Linked DNA regions of Homo sapiens: region 2 is linked to region 1. Evidence: chromatin loops called from intact Hi-C (ENCODE). Cell type or tissue: dorsolateral prefrontal cortex. All regions are shown on one strand.

The links. Hi-C counts contacts between places; a loop is a spot of excess contacts. Peaks named below come from ENCODE experiments on the same cell type or tissue, not always from the same donor. Only the 100,000 strongest peaks of a DNase experiment are listed, where the experiment ranks them.
Region 2: it touches region 1 in a loop (5-fold over the local background); 2 of 110 quality-filtered maps call a loop at or near these places.

The regions. Positions count from the first base shown.
Region 1 is chr14:38,717,852-38,725,851 of GRCh38, reverse strand. No RefSeq gene overlaps it. Among named protein-coding and RNA genes, the nearest start is that of LINC00639, 200 kb to the left of the region's middle. In dorsolateral prefrontal cortex, CTCF peaks have their summits at 3,630 and 3,833 (motif pointing left); a DNase peak (open chromatin) is centred at 3,831; H3K27ac peaks cover 326 bases.
Region 2 is chr14:38,940,096-38,948,095 of GRCh38, reverse strand. No RefSeq gene overlaps it. Among named protein-coding and RNA genes, the nearest start is that of LINC00639, 27 kb to the right of the region's middle. In dorsolateral prefrontal cortex, no CTCF peak of the experiment used is centred here; DNase peaks (open chromatin) are centred at 528 and 3,165; H3K4me3 peaks cover 4,335 bases; H3K27ac peaks cover 7,444 bases.

The sequences.
Region 1 (8,000 bases):
ATCATGTTTTCACAATCAATTTACTCATTTGCTTTAAAATTCTTCGTAGTTTGAGTTCTGAGATATCTAACAGGATGAAGTTTGTTAGAGAATGAAATGAACAGAATGACATTTTATAACAGAAGTGGCATTTCATAACAGAATGAAAACAACCAAAATGATCTTTTCAACAAGCTTCCTCTAATTGCCTTTAGAGAATGTGCCTTCCTCTGCTTACTTGAATAACTAAATAAAGGACAAAACATTTGTAATTTTAATATTAAGAATATACTCAGAGTTGGTAATTTTGTCAAACTGACACCTGATAATTTCAAAAAATGGTCAGAGCATATCCTTACGGTTTAAAACTTTTTTTAAAAAGTCTGTTGAATAGAAATCTTAAACACAGTAAATGATAATGTTAAAAACAAATAAGCTATTGGAAAAGGCTATGAATCAATGTAATCTACCTAAGGTCATATCTGTTAGTAGGCCTGCTGGGGGCTCAGGAGGTATTTAGAATGCACCCAATTGGTCTCAGAAGGCCAGATGTCTCCTATGTCCTGTGAGTCTCCAAGTTCTCCTTTAAACCACACATCTAGCTACTCAGAATGGGGTGTGCTTTGCAGACATCACACAAAGGTGTAATTGGCCAAAAAGTACATTGTTGTCCCTCTCCCTCGTCATTCCATTGTCCTTGTATTACCTTCTCTTCTTTAAGGAAAAAATACACATAATTGTGGTCAATACTGTACTCATTCACATAGTAGAAGTATATAGTACTCAGACAGAGAATATATGATATATGTCCTGGAGTTGTAAAGGGAGGAGGAAAATCAGAGAAATGTGGTGTCCTGGAATCCAAGAGGAGAAAGCATTTTGAGAAGACAGTAGTCAATAATGTCGACTAGAACAGACAGGCCTTGGAAACTAAGGGTTAAGAAAAAGCTACTGGATTTGGTGAGGTCATCGGTCAGCCTTGACAGATTTCAGAAGAAAAGTAGTTTGGGAAGCCTGATTTTTATTTTATTTTATTTTATTTTATTTTATTTTATTTTATTTTATTTTATTTTATTTTATTTCATTTATTTATATTTATGAATGTGGTGTGGGAGGGGCTGGTTATGACAGGAATTTTAAGGTGTGTGTGTGTGTGAGAGCATGAAAACACTGTATTTAGAATATCCTTTAAAGAACTTTGTGAAAGGAAGGCTACCTTGAGGGTGGTGGCTGGAGAGAGACGTGGTAGCATCAGTGAAACACAGCTTTTCAGCCGGTAACACCTGAGTACCTTTGAAGACATGGAAGCTCAAACCTGTGGAAGAAGAAGCTGAGGAGACAGGAATGGGCAGATACAAGAACTAGATCCTCTAGGAGTAAGGAGTGACTCTTACTTTATATTTTTACTTTCTAAACATTCACAATATCAGCATTTATTAGAATGGTGATATAGTCTTTGAAAAATGGTAGCAGGTATGCAAAGGACTCTTACCTAGAACTTGCTGACTAAAAATGAATGCTGATGGTACTGAGCAGGACCTAGTCTACAAAGTTTGCCTGTCAGGAACACATTTTAAACAGAAGCTAAGCTATTATTCCTAGTAATAGGAAGAGCTTGTTAAAGTTTCAGGTTAGATTAGTTCTCTGAGGGTGGAGCCTGTTATGGATAGTCTACGTCAACCTGTCATGTTCTGCTGCCCAAACGTGGTAAATTCTCGCATTGGAATGTAGAACTGAAAAACGGTGCCATAAATAACAATTCCAGGCTGTCAGCATGGAGTGATCACTGCTCCCACCCTCCCGGTTCTACTCTTATTCTAAAGGCCAAAAAAGTTCTGAGAGTATTTATGTTCTATTCAGATTAACTAATTGAGATTTTGGCCTTTTTCTCTAGTTGCCTGTTCCTTTACTCAAAATTAATTTGTTACAAGGCACAGTGAGTTAATTAGTATGATTAGCTCCGTTATCTTCATGCTTGCATTTTTAAGGACTTTAAAGTCAAGGTACTGTTTCACAGATGATTATTTGCAGACAGTTAATTCTTGAGTTATTGTCTTGGGATGGCCGTTATCATATTAGCATGCCTTTTACATTTCTTGATTTTTAAAGAAACATCTCATTTTTATATTCCATTTTAGAACTTTCATTGTCAGTAAATATTACCAATGAGCTTCCGTTCTGTCAACAACATTTTCGTGTCACGTATTTTCAAAATATGAGATTTCAAATTCCAAAATGATTTGTTTCTATAAGTTTAGGGAAGTGGTGGTAGTAAGCATTTCATTAATAAAGTTGTTATAATGAGTACTCAATGTGTATTCAAAGTGTACCTGTTGATAATTTGAAGCAGAACAAAAGAGGGGGAAAAGAAAAAGAATGTACCACTAGGTGCCACTCTGATCTTAAAGCTTGAACCAATGAATGACAATTGCAACAATGACAGTGGTGGTGACATCAATAGACACTTTATGATAAAATGGAGGTAGTTTTTGTGACTATAATATTCTAAATTTAGGACATGAAATTTTAAGCTTGATGAGGATTTTGTCTGAAAATGACTTTTTTCAGATGCTTTGCAAATACTTTGTATTAGTTGATATTACTAAATCATTTATGAAATTAGCAAATGTGGAAGTATTGCTGACTTTTATAAAGGAGAAAGGTGTGGTTTGATGATCCTAGGATAGAGAGTCATCAATTTAGCATTGATATCAACTTTCACTATCATAGTAATAAAGCTATTGAACTATTCTTCTCTGGCTTGGTTATCCAGAAGAGATATCTCTTTCTCAGGAGTGTCATAAAAGACACTTGGTTAAAGTGTGAATAGTGTTCTGATTACAGTAATTGTTAAATATTATTATGTAAAGCGAGGTAATGATAGTAAAAATAAATGAAATGCATGAATGAAGCAGTTACCTGGTGATCAAACTACAAATAAAACATCAGTCCTATGTGGTGATTAAAAATTCTCTCTTCATAGAATATTTCCAAATAAAGAAGTCAAAGACAGTTTTCCTGAATTGTTGATATTTGACTTTCAATACAGTTACTGGTTCACAAAAAACCACTTAATTACCAGACTAATCTAATTGACCTAGGATAGCAGTGAGAGAGCTGTAAGGGGCTCTCTCTTCTTCACCTAGAAGACTTTACTGAACAAAGTCTAGGAGATCCTTGAAATTGTTAGCAAAGCATAAAGATATATACATATGTGTAGGTTCAGCAATATACATGTATCTCATTGGAACTTCAAAGACACTCATCAAAAAAGGGTTATATCCACTCTTCTAGGGTATTTGATAGTGGCAATGGCTAACATCACATCCAAGGGCTTGGTTGAAGGTAAAAATCAGTGCGAACGAACATCAAAAGCAACTTTCAGTGGGAAAAGTAACAAAGTGTCAACCTGAGGTCTCAACAGGAACTTTGGTTGTCATATGTAAAGCAATAAAGGCATTCCTTAGGACAACCTATACACATATGAGGGCCAAGAATTTTTTGTTTGTTTAGGTTTTTAAGCTCTGTTTTAAAAATCACATCTTCCCTCAAGTGCTGCAAACATAAAATCATTCCTGTCCTTTTACTCTCAAAATTGTGGTCCCTTTCTCTCTACCTTTCCCGAAACCAAAGGCCTGTGTGTGACCTTTGAACGAACTCACCCAACCTAGCAAAGTCATGATGCATTATTCCATGATGGGTGGGCCAGTGGGAGGGCTACCATTACAGAATACTTTCTCTTGGACTAGAAAGGTTTCCTAGGAGAATGAAGACAGAAGTTAAGTATATTGAAGAACTGGCAGAATTCATGCACTCAGTTAAAATGAAGAGACACTGCCTCCTGGAGGCCTGTATTGGGATAGCCGTGGTACAGTGTGAGGAAATGAGTAGTTTACACTCCCAGCCTAGATGGAATCAAAGCTTATTCCAGCCATGGCTGAGAGTGTGTCTGGAGACATAGCTAACAGAGAATTTATATTTTCTGACTGACAGTGAAAAATGAATGTTTTCACACCGTGGTAACTAAAATTTGGGGCAGTCATCTTTATTCACATTTGAATAAAACACCGATTCATGACAGGCTTCAGGTTGCTTAGTCAATCAGTTACGCGGCCAAAACTGCTGCGTCTGAGTCTCTTCCTCTCTGCTGGGCAGTTCCTTTTGGTTGTTTTTATTAGGTCTCAGTGTTACCTCTCGTGTGTTTTTCTTCTGTTATGTGCTCCAACAGGACAGAATTATTAGATCTGTACTGTCTTTGTAACCTAATTATTTTCCTGTCTCACATACTGCATTGATATATCCAGGTTTCCAAACATATGTATAGTTACAATTACACTGTGAATTTAAACTACTTAAGTCATATTATTTTAATCTACCAAAGATTTGAAATATTAATAACAACAGCACATGAAGATTATATTTTGGATTCTAATTTAAGAGAGTATACCTGTGATGGTTAATACTGAGTGTCAACTTGATTGAATTGAAGGATTCAATCATGGATTAAATTATTGATCCTGGGTGTGTCTGTGAGGGTGTTGCCAAAGGAGATTAACATTTGAGTCAGTGGGCCGAGAAAGGCAGACCCACCCTTAATCTGGGTGGGCACAATCTAATTAGCTGCCAGCACAGCTAGAATATAAGCAGGCAGAAAAATCTGAAAAGAGAGACTGGCCTAGCCTCCCAGCCTACATCTTTCTCCCAGGCTGGGTGCTTCCTGTCCTCAAACATCGAACTCCAAGTTCTTCAGTTTGGGAACTCAGACTGGCTCTTTTTGCTCCTCAGCCCACAGACGGCCTATTGTGAGACCTTGTGATCATGTGAATTAATACTTAATAAACTCCCCTTTATATATATGTCTATTCCATTAATTTTGTCCCTGTAGAGAACCCTAATATAGTACCCACTTAGACTATTAAATAATTAGTCATCTTAAGGAAAAGAAAATAGCAACACATACTTAAATTGCATTGTACTGTTCTAAGCACTTCACATATATTTATTGATTTTTATCACCATAACAGACCTTATGAAAGAGATACTATGCAATAATATAATTTATATATAATCTGATCTTATTCTAAAAAAAGAGAAGCAAATACCTAGACATGTATTTGGAAATAGTACCTTTAGTTTGGGCTGCTGTGTTTCTTATCTGGAGTCTTGACTTAAGGCCCCTGGATTTGCAACTGTCAGCTAACAGCTGACAACTCTCACCTGGTATGTCAGTCAGATCCAGAAAATAACAATAATTTGCAAATAGCTCTTTAAAAACTCAGGCTTTTAGGACACAAAATTCCTCACCTGGAATGGCATTTGTCTGATGAGTAAGGAGAGATGACTTGAGAAGCTTAATGAGAAAAAATGTGTTGAGTCCAAAAGTAAATATAATAAGTTCTCAAAGAAAAATCAACCTTGTAGTAAATGGTCTTAGAAATGTCTAATGTGCATCACAGGATAACCTGTTTAAAAAATGTGACATATGCAATGGATTCCCAAAAGGTTTGTATGCACATATGGAGAGAGAATGGCCATATGGGATGAAGAGGGAGGGGATGTAGGTAGTGAAGGCTCGGACTCAGGAGGCTAACAGTGTCAGAGAACTACTTGTATAGCACTTGTAGGCTAATTGTTGGGTGGGAGAGGCAGAGAATGCAAGGAACTCAACACAGTATTTGGTATAGTAACAGGCCCTGTATGCTCGAGCTACAGTGTTGATCATTACATTCAATTAGTCAGAATCTTTTTAAGTAAGGTATCTACTTTACCATTTTTTAAAGATGTGAAGAAATCAGAGCATGAACTGAGACAGAAACACAATATTTATTCATCAATTCATTTGTTCAACCTACTTTTTGCCACACATTTTGTTTGGCATTGAAGATACAACAATAAACCCTTATGAGGCTTATATATGGAGTTCATGGAGTTGCCATGAACTGAGATTAAAAAACTGTAGGAGGAGGTTTGGTTTGGAGTGAGGAGAAGAGTAGACCTCAGTTTTGAAGATGCTTAGTTTGAGGTTTTTTGTTTTTTTTTTTTGAGTTGGAGTCTCACTCTGCTGCCCAGGCTGGAATGCAGTGGCACGATCTCGGCTCACTGCAACCTCCGCCTCCTGGGTTCAAGTGATTCTCCTGCCTCAGCCTCCAAAATAGCTGGGACTATAGGCATACGCCACCATGCCCAGATAACTTTTGTATTTTTTAGTTAGAGACAAGGTTTTACCATATTGGCCAGGCTGGTCTTGAACTCCTGACCTCAGGTGATCCACCTGCCTCAATCTGCCAAAGTGTTAGGATTACAGGCATGAGCCACAGTACCCGGCCAGTTTGAGGTTTTAGATATCTAAGTGAAGATGCTGAGCAGAGAGTTAGGTAATGAAAAAAAGAGTTTAGTGAGAAGCCTAGGCAGGAGATACACATTTGGGAGTTTTGGTAATCACTAGTGTCATTCACCAAATATTTCCATTTCACCTTCTAATATGGTTTTATGTTAGAATTGTATTTTTCTACTCATCATGGCCCTGTGACTTGCTCTGTCCAACTAAAATCAAGTGGAAATAATACATGTTACTTCTGGATGGAAGCTTTAGTAATTAATGCACAATGTCACATTCTTATCTCTGTCACAGCAGCTGGCAGTACTCTTTATGGTAGCTGCTCTACGAGCTGTGTCCCAGAGAAAGGACAACATGGGATACAATACCTAGGCAAACCACAACTGAAAGGCAACATGAGTGAGAAACCTTTCTTAAGCTACTGGGACTGGGGTGTGGTTGTTTTTAACCCAGGAAGACTTAGCCTGTTCTAACTTGAATGGGAATCATGATAGATTGAGAGATGAAGCTAGAGATATAGACAGATAATAAGAAAGAGAAGTTCCAGGGCAAGGGAGGCTGGGAGTATTCCAACATTGAAAGGTTGGGGAGTAAAGGAACCAGCCAAGACTGAGAGGAAGCATTTGAGACCATGTGGTGTCCCGGAAGTCAAGTGAAGAAAGTGCTTCAAGAAGGAAATAATGTTTAACCAGGTCAAAGGCTGCTAAGTCAAGTAAGATGAAGAATCTGGATTTCCACTTTGGAGATCATTGGAGAGCTTGGCAGGAGCAGTTTTGATGGAGCAATCAGGCAAAAGCATACTCCGAGTGGGTTTAAGTGAGAACAGGAAGAGAGAAACTGTACAGAGCAAGTCTATTTGTTTCAAAGTGTGGAAATGGGGTCATACCAGGACAGGAAAGTGGGATTGTGAGTGCCTTAAAAAAATGATAGAAATACTGCATGTTGAGTACAGATGGGAAAATAAAACATGTAGGAGGAAGGGGCAATTGTGGGAGTTGTATCCTTGAGCAGAAGAGATGGAATTAGATTTACGTGTTCAAATGGAGGGGTCAGCTTTGTTAGGAAATGGGTGGTCATGAATTTAAAGTGAGATCAATCAGCACAATTATGTGTTTTTCTTCAGACACATTCAGCTGTGTGGGTGCAGGTGTGGAGTAGATGAAGCACTGGATTCAACTAGGCTTGAAAGTGATGACTTGATTACCATTTTCAAGTACAGTTGTCCCTCAGTATCCATGGTGGATTGGTGCCAAAACCGCCACAACCCCCTTCCCCTCCAGGATACCAAAATCCTCTTATTTGAAATGGCATAATAAAGACAGGTTGGTGGTGCGTGCCTATAATCCCAGCTACTCAGGAGGCTGAAGTGGGAGGATCACCCAAGAGTTCAAGGCCAGCCTGGGCAACATACTGAGACCCCATGTCTTAAAAAAAAATTAAAAATGGCATAGTATTTGCATATAACTTACACACATCTTCGTGTATACTTTAAATAATCTCTAGATTAGTTATACCTAATGCAATGCAAATGCTATGTAAATAGTTTTACTGTATTGTTTAGGGGCTAATGACAAGAAAAATCTGTCCATGTTCAGTACAAATGTGGTTTTTTTCCTGAATATTTTGCATCTATGGTTGGTTGAATCCATGGATATGGAACTCAGATATAGAGGGCTGACTGTAT
Region 2 (8,000 bases), 220 kb before region 1:
TATGCAGCATACAAAATATGTGTTAGTTGACTGTTTATGTTATAGGTAAGGCTTCCAGTCAACAGTAGCTATTAGTAGTTAAGTGGACTTTTGACTACATTCATGGCCAGCACCCCTCACCTCCACATTGTTCAAGTCAACTATATTTTTATTTTATGGATACTCTTAAATTATATATATAATTAGGTTTACTTTTTTGAGTTGGTTGCTAGGAAACTCAGAGTCAAAATTGTGGCCCATATCTAAAAAGGGTGCAAGATCTATGGCATGCATCTTGGATGAAAACTTTATCCCTGCATTATCTTTTCCCCATCCTCATTTTATGATTTTATCATAAATTCTTTGATACTTTTATTAGAGTTTTCCAGAGAACTCTAATAGATGTTTGTATCTATCTATCTGTCTATCTATCTATCTATCTATCTATCTATCTATATCTGTCATCTATTTATTTTAAAGAATTGGCTCATACAATTGTGGAGCCTTACAAGTCCAAAATCTGCAGGGTAGGCCAGCAGGCTGGAGAGCCAGGAAAGTGTTGGTGTTGCAGTTTGAGTGAGAAGACACTCTGCTGGCAGAATTCCCTCCTTTTTGGGGAAGTCAGTCTTTTCTATTAAAAATTCTAACTGGATGAGGCCCCTCGATAATATGGAGAATAATCTGCTTTACTCAAAGTCTCCTGATTAAAATATTAATCTCACATGAAAAACACCTTCACAGAAACATTTAAAATAAGTTTGATCAAATAACTGGATACTGTGGTCCAGTCCAGTTGATACGTAAAATTAATCATCATAGTATGTTATGCATTTTTTTTGAAACATGGTCTCACTCTGTCACCCAGTGCAGTGGCATGATCTCAGCTAACTGCAGCCTCCGCCTCCTGGGTTCAAGCAATTCTCCTGTCTCAGTCTCCCAAGTAGCTGGGATTACAGGTGTGCACCACCACGCCCAGCTAACTTTTGTATTGTTGTAGAGATAGGGTTTCGCCATGTTGGCCAGGCTGGTCTCGAACTCCTGACCTCAAGTGATCTACCTGCTTGGCCTCCCAAAGTGCTGGGATTACAGGCATGAATCACTGCACCCAGCTGTTATGCATTTTTATAACCCTCCTTGAAGTCTTTCTTGAAATAAAGCAGGGTATAGAACATACCTAAGGTAAAATGTGGTTTTCCTTTTTAGTAATTTATGAAATATGTGCTGTTATCTTTAGTTTATTTTAGCCCCAATATTGTATCATTTGAGATGGCCATTTCTTCATCACTCTGGCATTGAGGAGCTATATGTAGCTACGGTCTGCAAGCCAACCATCCTGGGCAAGTCAAACAGACACTTCTACTTAGGTCTTCCAGTGGATGTGCCTCTCTCTGGACATTTAAAAAAATCTGAATATTGCCTATGGAAGTAAGTAATAACTGAACACTTAAACTTCAATTCCGTACTTGTCGCAGTTTAAGACTCTTGATTGAAATTATTGGAAATACATCTCTAGTTCCTTAAGCAAGAAGGGAGTTTATTGGAAGCATTCAAAGTTAGGGTGGCATGTGCTTTTAGAAACTAAAGAGGCTGAAGATGGTGGCTCACACCTGTTATTCTAGCACTTTGGGAAGCCTAGGAGTTTGAGACCAGCCTAGGCAATATAGTGAGACCCTGTCTTTACAAAACCAGAAAAATTAGCTGGGTGTGGTGGCACGTGCCTGTAGTCCTAGCTACTTGGGAGGCTGGTGTGGGAGGATTGCTTGAGCCTGGGAGGTAGAGGCTGCAGTGAGCTGTGATCGTGCCACCACACTCCAGCCTGGTTGACAGAGCGAGCCCTGTCTCAAACAAACAAACAACAAACAAACAAACAAAAAGCCCAAATAACTAAAGAGAAACACATAATACACAAAAAGCTTAGAAGTGAATTACATACTGTGATTATAAAATTATTATTATCTCATAACAGATTATTAAGTATCTCATAGCCATCATTTTTCTTTATGTCTAACCTAATCCCTGCTGCTGAGATCCAAACAATTCTCTTTCTGCCTGATTATTAGCAGAAAGACAAACTTTTCAGTCAAGGGCAGAAAGCATATTTTGGTCAGGTGTCTACTACCAGGCTAAGAGGCTGTGGCCAGGACAGCAGGGTCTATAGTAGAAATGTAGCTTGTGGGGCCTGTCTGTGTTTGTGTATGTGTGGTGGGGTGTGGGGAAGAGGAGAGAGAGACAGAGGTGTGGGGAGAGAAAAGTAGTAAAGTAGGCTATTTCTCAGTAAACAGATGCTTGGGCCAGGTAGACACCATAAACCTTGTCTATTATGATTTTTCTTATATAATTGGTGGTTTCAAGCCTCTTAGAATAATAATAAAGAAGAAAGTCAGAATATTGAGGTATGGAGATATTCTTGAAAGATGTACTAGTCAATCTCTTCATCCAGCTACCTTAAAACCATTATTACTAAAAAGTTGTGTATACTTATTGTGAGAATAAAAGAGTAGCGACATACAATATGAAACATAAAACTCCTCCCATGTCAATATTGGCTCCCACACCACTAATCCCAGTGCCATTCACTAGAGGTTAAATGTTCAGTTTGGTAGGTAGCCATCAGATGTTCTTCTTTTTTTTTTTTGAGATGGAGTTTCGCTCTTGTTGCCCAGGCTGGAGTGCAATGGTGCGATCTGGGCTCACCGCAACCTCCACCTCCCAGGTTCAAGCGATTCTCCTGCCTCAGCCTCCAGAGTAGCTGGGATTACAGGCATGCGTCACCACACCCAGGTAATTTTTTTGTATTTTTAGTAGAGACGGGGTTTCTCCATGTTGGTCGGGCTGGTCTCGAAGTCCCGACCTCAGGTGATCTGCCCACCTTGGCCTCCCAAAGTGCTGTGATTACAGGCATGAGCCACTGCGCCTGGCCCAGGTGTTTTCTTCAAATATATAACTATCTTTATTCAAAAATATCTGTAACATATATGTAGTGCCAATCAGGAGGCTTTTAGCTAGAAGTGAGAGAACACTTGGTTCAAACTAGCTTAATTCATGAGGACATTTACTACTCTAGGAGCAGGAAGTCTGAAGGTAGGCTGTCTCCAGGCACAGTATAATCAAGGCTCTGGCTCAGCTTCTCTGTGATCTTTTTCCCCGACTCTGCCTTCCTATATATGTTGGCTGGTCTTCAGCTGGCTTCCTGCATGGTGGCCAGATGGATCTCAACAGCATGCTGGTCACATGCTTCTTTGTTCACATCCAGTTGCAGAGGGAGAAAATGCTCAATCATGGAATAATTTGATTGTACCAACTTAAATCTTGTGTTCACCTCTGGATCGATACCAGCTGTGGAACACTGCCACGTGTTGATTTTTTAAAGCTTGGATTCCTAAACCAAGGGGATTGGATTACCATGATCAACTTAGACTGATCAGAATCCATCCCTGGAGCTGGAATGGAGTCAATTTCCACTGAGCCACATGACTCGTGTGGGAAGATATTAATATATAACGGATTGTGAGGAAAGCAGAAATGTCGGCGTGTGAATAGATAACACGAATGTTAGTCTCCAGCCCCACTATAAGACCATAGTATACATGAGATTTGAATTTTTTTCAAGAAGGGAGTTATTTTTAAATTTTCGTGCTAAGAACTGAAGATTATAAATTGCAGATTTATAAGGAGTATGGTCACTAGGATGTTTACGAAAAGCAGATATAGACATTTTCGTAGAACCTAACTATAAACATTGGCCAGGGAAGGATAATATTTTAGGTTATCAGCAGTCAATTATATCACAGGGGCAGAGTCCCGAATAGAGACTATTTGGAGGTGTGGGGAGGTGATGCTGCCATTGAAGGGCAGCCTTTGAAGTCTCCCCACTGTCTCTTGCTGCTGCCTAGCTACTTTCAGCTGATCATTATTTATAATCCCTGCTCAATCACCTCCCTGGGTCTTGAAATGGTAGCATTTCAGGCAGTGGGTCATGGTCTGAATCTAGTCATCTTTTTATTATTTTAAGGTTACTGGTAATGTTGAAAAAATACTTCTAGCCTTTCCAAATATTGCTGGATACTAGAAATTTGAATTTCTGTAATTTCTATTAATGATATATAATTAAATCCAGATACTTCAGTATTGCACAGCTCAGTCATTAGCAAATGGATACAGTGCCAAAGCTGGTAGCTCTCCAAGTTGCAGGTGGTTCTCAATGGTATCCAGGGTGATATTTGGGCTATAGCCACAGGCAAAATGGCAAAGTAGAAGCGAAGCGAACTTGGGTCACATCCACTGTCTTTTTTGCATCATTCTTCCAGCAGTTGAAAGGAATAATAGAGTGATCCTCATATCAAAGACTTCTTTGATGGGTCTGACATGGAGGTGGGTAGATGATGGCATTATGGAAAGCAAGGGGTGGTGTACAAAGTGACATGTCCTCTAGAGGAGTGACTTTTATGTAAAGGAGAAGAAGCATTATAGAGTAAGAACTCTCCTGCACCATTCTTGACTCAGGGATATGGAGTGATGAGCAGTGCTTATCCAAGGGTTGCTAGAGAAGTGAAATCCTCAGTGCAGAGCCAGGAGAAGGAGGCAGAGCTCCGAGAAGCTGTTCCTGCTTGACTGCTCAAAGGGAAGGATGTCTCAATGAGGCCACGGCACACCCACTGCCGGGATGGAGGAAGAAGGTGTTAAGGATGGTCGCTGGTGGTCTGTCCACCACCAGAGACATACTCTCTGGATATTTGTTTTTGTCATCTCTACGGTGGAGGTGAAAATACTTACCCTGCAAGGCTGTTGTGAGGATCACGTATAATCATCCTCCTTGAACGCACCCTTTGTTTCAGAATTGCTGTTTTCCAACCTTGCATCATAATGTAAAAGTTTATTCTCTAAGTGAAGCTGATCTCATCTATCAAAAAAAAAAAATGATTCTTGCTTCTGCCTTTTCCCCTTATTGCCATTCTCCTTCTTCTGTACCTGTTTGCTTAAAGAAAAGGTCAGCGACTTGGCCACCCCATTCCTGAACTGTTGCCAACTGTTGGTATGTGCACAGCCTTGCTGAAAACTCCCAAGGCACCAATTGCTTTTTAAAACCTCAAAATCACTTAGTGACACTTATCAACAGCTAATATTAACGGATAGTGACGAATACCACAGATGTCTTCCCAGAACTGACAGCATAAAATCAGTGTAGCCTGGGCTAGGGAATGTTAAAAAATTATAGAAGTAAAGTGCATATTTTCCAACTTTTATCTTGTAATAAAACTTTCTATATTTTTAAGTGCTTAATTACCATTCCTTCCTCTTTAACAAAAAATAATATCTGGCCAGGCATGGTGGCTCACATCTGTAATCCCAGCACTTGGGGAGGCCGAGGTGGGTGGTTCACTTGTGGTCAGGAGTTTGAGATCAGCCTGGCCAACATGGTGAAACCCCATCTCTACTAAAAATACAAAAATTAGCTAGGCATGGTGGTGGGCGCCTGTAATCCCAGCTACTTGGAAGGCTAAGGCAGGAGAATCACTTGAATCCAGGAGGCGGGAGTTACAGTGACCAGAGATCACACCACTGCACTCCAGCCTGGGCGACAGAGCAAGACTGTCTCAAATAAATAAATACATAAATAAATAAATAAATAAAATCTAATGCAATGAGTTTCACTCTGAGGAAAAGAAAACATATCAAAAAAATCTCAACAACTTTAAGAAGTTTTCAAACTTAAAACTTCATTTATAAGGTGATCATAATGTTACTAAATAGGCCATAGAAAATACAATGTATTTATTTAGATTGTGTGGGCACCAATCATCAAACCACCATCTTTGATTATGAAGATCAGTGCTATAATCTCATCTAAGTTTACACAGTGGGCTTCTGAACACCACACTGGAGGAAGCAGAGAGAAGAGGTTGTGTTATATATTCACCCTGAGCACAACAAATACTCTTGGCCACTTTGGTTTCGGTTTTTAGTTGGAGTTAGGAAGTTTTGGGGGAACAGTTTTTGGCTGTTAAGAATCGAACTCCATGTCTAGATGCATAGCAGTAAATATTGTATTCTTAGAAGTTTTCCAGCTGAAATTTATGTTCAATGAATATTTACTGAGCATTTATTACATGCAAAGCTCTGTCTTATGGGCTGGAAATATGACTAGGATACAAATTTAGTTTTTAAGGAGCTTAGAATTTTTTGGTATGTATTTATGTGTGGGTGTGTAAAATGGCAAAAAAATCTTTTTAAATAGTTTAAGAAGTTAGTACCACAATTATTTCTAAGAGGCTGATGACTTCCTTTGGAGAGGAATTTTCTGATCTTCTTTTTGAGGAATATAAGCCTATATTCTCAGAGCCGAATGAGAGAAAGGGGTGGGGTTCTTGTTTATTCAGTATGTAGACTTTTACTTTGTTCCTCGGTTTTAATTTTACCTCAGTGCTGCCCTCAGCTGTGCCTGGAGCACAGGGCACCTCCAGTTCGGCCTCTCCAGAAGTAAACTTGTCTTCTGCCTATCTTGTGTTTGTTGGGAGGAGGTGACCTGGGACTCTACTACTATTGATGAAGAATCCGAAAAAGTCTTCTATTAGCCCTGTGCCACACCCTACCTATGAGGTAGACTTTGTCTCTTATTCCCCCAAATTCCTTGCCCATTTATTTACCATCTTCCAAAATTAATTAACATTTAACATCATTTCCTTTACTGAGCTTCTTATGATTTTGGGTTTATTAGTGTTCATTCCTTTACTTTTGTATTTCAGGCTTTTGGGAAGAAGCAGAGGTAATTTCTTTTGCACAAAAATGTGTGCAGGCCGGGAGCGGTGGCTCACACCTGTAATCCCAGCACTTTGGGAGGCCGAGGAGGGCAGATTACCTGAGGTCGGGAGTTCAAGACCAGCCTGACCAACATGGAGAAGCCCCATCTGTACTAAAAATACAAAATTAGCTGAGCATGGTGGTGCATGCCTGTAACCCCAGCTACTTGGGAGACTGAGGCAGGAGAATTGCTTGAACCTGGGAGGTGGAGGTTGTGGTGAGCTGAGATTGCGCCATTGCCCTCCAGCCTAGGCAATAAGAGTGATACTCTGTCTCAAAAAACAAAACAAAACAAAACAAAACAAAACAAAAAACAAAACAAAATGTGTACAATTACCTATGTTTGACTCTGTGAGATCTTTGGACACAGCACCTTGCCATCTTTGCAGCACTGTTCCCAGACCACTGCTTGTGTTGGTTGGAATGGTGCTTGGCATATCTCATCCATGCTATTTATTGACACAATTAGAAGTTTACTGTTCCATAGCAGCTGCCATATGACAAGTCTGAAGCACATTACATCACTCTCTGGGGGATCTTTGTGGTATTGTATAACATAGTGGACTTGGTACATTTGCTAAATCCTCTATTACACAAAGTACTATTCTAAGTGGGATATAAGATTGGAATCAGCATGCAATTAGCCTTAAAGGAGTCTGGACTCCAGGTATTCTACTGAGGGAGCTAAGAAACACTCATAAGGCCAGGCACAGTGGCTGACGCTTATAATCCCAGCACTTCGGCAGGCTGAGGTGGGCGGATCACAAGGTCAAGAGATCGAGACCATCCTGGCCAATATGGTGAAACCTTACTAAAAATACAAAAATTAGCTGGGTGTGGTGGCACGTGCCTGTGGTCCCAGCTACTTGGGAGTCTGAGGCAGGAGAATCTCTTGAACCCGGGAGGTGGAGGTTGCAGTGAGCCGAGATTGCACCACTGCACTCCAGCCTGGTGACACAGCGAGACTCCGTCTCAAAAAAAAAAAAAACAAACCCCAAAAACAAAAAAACACTCATAAGTCACTATAATACAACAAAGGAATCTCTCTCTTTTTTTTTTTTTTGTAGCCTGTGTATACCTGTCATCAATTATGCTATGTAGTTCAGCAATGAAATAGCAGACTTCTCTAAAAGTCTCAACTTGGGCTGTGTGGCCTGGGGCTTAAGAGCATGGACTCTGGAGCTAAGTGGCCAGTGCCAAATCCTGGATTTGAATCAAAAGCC